2 separate regions of the Homo sapiens genome follow, and region 1 is linked to region 2. A link is an interaction called in ENCODE POLR2A ChIA-PET data of the cell type or tissue named here. Cell type or tissue: Caco-2. All regions are shown on one strand. Links, peaks and the distances in the headings refer to the core of each region. The heading gives the core; the rest is flanking DNA. Region 1 has its middle 13 kb from the start of MID1IP1-AS1. Region 2 overlaps LOC124905177 (a long non-coding RNA gene).

Region 1 (2,823 bases), core at 245-2,744, 88 kb before region 2:
GTCAGGGTGATCCACCTGCCTTGGCCTCCCAAAGCACTAGGATTTCAACTGCACCCAACCCCCTCATGTTCCTTTCTGATCAATCATCCTCCTCACCCCATCTCCCACACAACCACTGTTCTGATTTTTATCTTCATATAATTAGTTTTGGCGGTTCTTGAACTTCATATTAAGAGAGTCGTACAGTGTGTTCTCTTTGATGTCTTGCTTCTTTCACTTAACATAATATTTTTGAGATTTACCCATGTTCTCGCATAAGTCAGTAGTTCATTCCTTTTTATTGCTGAGTAGTTTTCCATTTTATAAACGTCCATGACTTGTTTATTCATTCTTTTGTTGATGGACATTAAAGTTGTTTTCATTTTTTTTTTTAGCTATCATGCACAAAGCTGTAAATAATATTCTAGTGCAAGCCTTTCTTTTTTGTTTTTGATAAATGCATAGAAGTGAGATTGCTAGTTCAAAAGATAGGTATGTATTTAACTTTATAAGAAACTTCTTTAAATGAAAAACCTTACACAAATTAAATTTAGCAGAGTTTAATTGAGCAGAGAATGATTTGTGAATCAGGCAGCCCCTGAACCAGAAAGGGTTCATTCAGAGAGACTGGTGCGCTGCCGAGTGGTTGAAGATTTGTGGACAGAAAAAGGAAAGTGATGTTCAGAAAATGGAAGTGAGGTACAGAAACAGCTGGATTGGTTACAGCTTGGTGTTTGCCTTATTTGAGCACAGTTTGAACAGTTGGCCACCTCTGATTGGCCAAAACTCGGTGATTGGCAGGAGAGTAGGTTGCAGTCAGTTTACACATCCAGTTAGGTTACAGTTCACTATGTAAAATCTTTAGCCTGAACTTAAAATGTGTCAGGAAGCAGCTTTAGGCTAAACTTAATTTAACACTGCCAAGGAGTTTTCCACAGCTGTTATAACATTTACCCTCTCACCAGCAATGTTTGAAAGACGCAGTTGTGCAGCCCCTTTGTTGATTAGTGGCTCCTCACCATTGATTCCTTACCATTGGGACCTAGTACTCCTGGCTCTCATTGAATGGTGATGAGTTAGTCTGGAATGCAGCATAAAACCTTTTCAAAGGAGGGAAGCATATTAGATATTGTCTCAGTGAACATAAGGATCATAATAAGAGAAGTGGTGTTTGCTAGTTGTCAATTAAATATGAGGGCCAGGGAAGGCAGAAAAAAGAAATCCTTGAGGAAAGAGCTTCTTTTCTTTCACCTGATTTGTTCTTTAAGGCTTTATAAGACACTGCAACTAATTTCTGGATTGTTCTGACTGGTTATTTAATCTGTAGATTTTCCAGGCCTTTCTTTCTCCTCTTTTTTCTACCTTCATTTACTTCACTGCTTGTTAGTATATGCACTGATGAAAACTCACACTAAAAGCTTTACATTCTTGTTGATAACACTCATAAAGACTTGTAAAGACCATAAACTCAAACTCAAAGCAATCATTCCTGAACTAGGCCCTGCAGGAATTGGGAAGGAGGCTAAAGGAACTGGACTGGCTCCCATCCCCCTCCCCTCCCCACTGCGATTCTGGGAGGCAGAGTAAACAGGAAGTGGGGTATGAGGGGGAGGAGTAGCTGGGAGAGACACTCCAGAACAGTCTGCACATGCTCAAGGCAAACTCAGAAGGAACAAAGTTTTAAAACAAAGGCCCAATCCCTCCCTCTCTCCCTTCTCTCTTTCCTTCCTTCCCTCCTCAGCCTGTTAAGGTGCAGTGGAATCAAATGCAAGAACTCAGATGTGGTTCCAGGAATTTTCAAGCTCACTGCAAAGACGGAGTATAGACAAACAATTTAGCAATACCATGAGAGAGATAATGGAGTTATGCTGGGCTCTGGGAACATGCAGGAGGAAGCTTGCAAGGTCAAAGAGTCTTCACAGAAGTGGTACTTCATTCAGCAAATATTTATTTAGCACCTACTTACTATATGCCAGGCACTGGGCTATGTGCTGGCAATGATAGTGAACATTACACAGTCTGTACCTTAAAATGCTTATTGTCCAGAAGAGGTTACAAACAAGCAAAGAGGTAGTTACAATGCAGCCTAATAACTGCTATGATGGCTGGGTGCTGGATACTCAGGAAGGGCCCCAAATGAGGACTAGGGTTTGAGGAACCATCTCTTGGCAAGTAACCTCTGTGCTGAGATCTGGGGGAACAGTGTGGATTAACTAGGTGACAATGAGGTTGGAATGGATTCTCTGGGGCTGTGTCTAAGAGCCTGGGAGCAGCGATGGGCAGAGGGTGAGAGAGGAAGGCAATACATGAGCAGAAGCAACATTATGAAGAAGGCTTAAAAATGTGTGAAAGACCTGCTTCCTGATAGTATGTGCTGAGAAGGACCCATCACTTCTGCCAAACATGCATAACCTAAATTTAATCACGAGGAAACATCAGGCAGATCCAAATTGAGAGGAATTCTACAAAATATCTGATCTATTCTCTTCCAGAATGTCAAGATCATGAAAGGTAAAGACAGAGGAACTGTTCTAGGAGAAATAGACACTTAAAGAGATAGGAAAATGGAATGCAGTATGTAACACTGGATTAGATCTTGGACCAGAAACATCAACATCTATATGTATATTTACACCTCTTTTGCTATAAAAGACATAATTTGCTTAATTGAAAAATATGAGTAAAGTCTGTATTAAATAATGATATTGTAGCAATGCTAATTTTCTGATTTTGATCATTGTACTGCAATTGTGACAGTTATTTTTCTCATTTAGAGGAAGATATACACTGAAGTATTTATGGGTACAGGGCATTGTGTTTGCAATTTATTCTCAAATGATTCAG
Region 2 (2,823 bases), core at 258-2,757:
CTGGTGTTCCCCAGTCCCTACAGTGAGCTGTAGTGTTGGGGATAGGCTGGGCCACGTTGGGCGGGCTACACTTTTCAAACCTACTCGGTTCAGCTGTGGTGACGCAGGCCAGGGGCATCTCAAGCTGTTTGGGGCTTGCACTAACCACGTGTGACAGACACCTTTGCTCCTGCTTCCCAGCAGTAGAATCTCAACTAGAAACAGTGGGAAAATCGCTCTTCTACTTGAGAGGAGACTACAGAGGTGAGGACTGACTTGTATTTCGTATTATAATGAAAGGATGCTTACACTCCAGCAGGATATTAAAACCATAAATATTATAACAGATGAGTTTGCAAACACTATTTCCTCAGAGAAATCGTTTCTTATACCCCAGACTAGGTGAGGGACCTTTGTTATATAATACCCTGAATTCCTTTTTTTGTGGTATGCACTGGCATTGTCATGAATCAATCCATTATTTGAGGAATTATTTGTTTCTTATTGGTTCTCAAATATTTAATGTTAATTCCATAAGTGTAAAGAATTACATCTTTTTCTATCATTCTCCCCAGCACCCAGGGCAAAATGCGATTAAGCTCTTCCTTTCCCTTCTTTTCCCTTTTCTTCATGAATAATTTAATCCTAAAGACATTAGGTGGGGCAGAACAAGATAGGTGTCCGTGGTGGAAAGGGGAGGGGGTGTGGAGGCCTAGACTTGGATGTCAGAGCCCTAGCAGAGTAAGCAGTGTATCTGCATCCTCATATAACTAAGGGATGGGCTCATTTAACTCCTGTCCCATAGCAGACACTCTTGGTGTACTCAGCCACTTTGGAGAGGGGGGAGAGGGCCATCAGATTATAAATGCAATTAGAAAAAACATCTGTTAGATTGATTTTTTCATTGTTTCAACCAGTTCTTGTGGCATTGTAGAGACAGATCACTAGTTAATTTCATTTGATGGGCAGTAGTATCTGTGCTAATTGAATTTTTGACTGGATGTTTGGGAGTCATAAAAATATATTTGTATTTGTGTGTGTGTGTGTGTGCATGTGTGTATGTATGTGTGTGTAAGAGAGGGGGAGAGAGAGAGGGAGAGAGAGAAAACCACAGCCTTTGAAATCAGGCAGATTCTGCTTCAAGCCTTGGTTGCCTCATTCATAAAATGGGCTTGATAATAAATTTGCTTGTGGAATTGTGGTAATTATATTAAATGAGCTGTCCATATTTATTCATTATGAAATCTTGACATAGATGCTCAAAGACAGGAGTGCTTCAAAAAACTTTTTGTGCTGTGGACCCCCTTGGAAGTCTGGTGAAGGCAGTGAATTCCTTTTTGAAAGAGTGTTTTTCAAATACATAAAAAATAAATAGAGCTAAAAGGGAGCCAATTGTATTGAAATATAGTTATCAAAATATTAGTAAGCACATTTGTGATACAGTAATCTATGTGTTTTATTGATATATTCAACAAGATCTGGTGACAGATCTAATAACAGCCATAATTTTGAAGCAGAGATGAGCGTAAATGATGTGTTAATACCAAGGTATTCTGAACAACTGTAATGTGATACAAATGAATCTGTGACATTTATTGGTGACGAAGACACAAGTCTTACTAGTAAAACTGTTGTCTGTTTGCTTTATTCATAAACAAAGAAAATGTTAAATGTTAGTTAGAAGTTGGAATAAAAATACCAATCTTTCCTCATCTGAGTTCACAGACCTCTGAATTCTAGTCTCAAATCCCTCAGTGCAGCCTAGGTTAAAACCCCTACTCTAAGATAACATTGACTTATACAAATTTTTCTACTCCTGTCACCTTCTCCAAAGGTAAGTAAATAGAGTCTGTGATGATAGCTGTGGAACTTTCTGCCCTCCAGCTGCCATTACAAGCTTGTCCTCAGTCTGGGATTCTGGAAGCAGTGCCTAGGGTGTTCCCCGTTCCCCTCCGTCCTTTTTTTTTTTTTTTTTTTTTTTTTTTGAGATAGAGTCTCACTCTGTCGCCCAGGCTGGAGTGCAGTGGTACAATCTTGGCTCACTGCAACCTGCGCCCCTAGGGTTTAAGCAATTCTACCACCTCAGCCTCCCGAGTAGCTGTGATTACAGGCACCCACGATCATGCCCGGCTAATTTTGGGAATTTTAGTAGAGACAGGGTTTCACCATGTTGGCCAGGCTAGTCTTGAACTCCTGACCTCAAGTAATCTGCCCACCTCGGCCTCCCACGGTGCTGAGATTACAGGCGTGAGCCACCACACCTGGCTCCCTCCATCTTATATTTGATGTGTCAGGGCATGAACTAGAAGAGCCTGTGTGTGCTTAGACATGGAGAAATCCTTGCAATGTCCCAAATACGTTTGCTCTGCTTGCCTATGGAGGATATGTGTGTGTCCAGCATCCTTTAGGCTTTCCAGTTTTCATCACTGGCCATGCTGGGTGGGCTTGCTTCTGAGAAGACACTAATATAGCCATAGCCACTTGTGTTAAAAAATGATTTCCCTTGCCTCCAGCAAGCTATTTGTCCTCTGAACTTTATTTATAAACACCCCCACAGTTAAGGCATCTGTTTCTTCATGTTAATTTCGCCAGCACTGGTCTTCCTAGCCGGGAAGGAGGGTTTCAGCCTGTGGGTAGGCCAAGGGAGGGAAGCAGGTAGCATGAGCATTAGGCTGGGAAAGAAGAGCTCACCACAGGCCCTGTGGAACAGGCAGATGGAAATGCAGAGGGAAGCACCATTTCATTCCTAACCTCCCCTGGAGGTTTAGGGAAAAGGAAAGCTGTGAAGCCCTGAAATGAGCTCAGGCTGTAGAAACAAATGAGGTGGAGAAATGAAGAATCCAG

Evidence for each region. Peaks named below come from ENCODE experiments on the same cell type or tissue, not always from the same donor. Only the 100,000 strongest peaks of a DNase experiment are listed, where the experiment ranks them.
Region 1: POLR2A ChIA-PET joins it to region 2 with 5 read pairs; 8 of 35 experiments call an interaction of 5 or more read pairs at or near these places.

Annotation. Positions count from the first base shown.
Region 1 is chrX:38,815,634-38,818,456 of GRCh38, forward strand. No RefSeq gene overlaps it. Among named protein-coding and RNA genes, the nearest start is that of MID1IP1-AS1, 13 kb to the left of the region's middle. In Caco-2, for the core only: no CTCF peak of the experiment used is centred there; a DNase peak (open chromatin) is centred at 1,548.
Region 2 is chrX:38,903,221-38,906,043 of GRCh38, forward strand. All of the region lies in intron 1 of LOC124905177 (a long non-coding RNA gene), which reads left to right. Among named protein-coding and RNA genes, the nearest start is that of MID1IP1-AS1, 100 kb to the left of the region's middle. In Caco-2, for the core only: no CTCF peak of the experiment used is centred there; no DNase peak of the experiment used is centred there.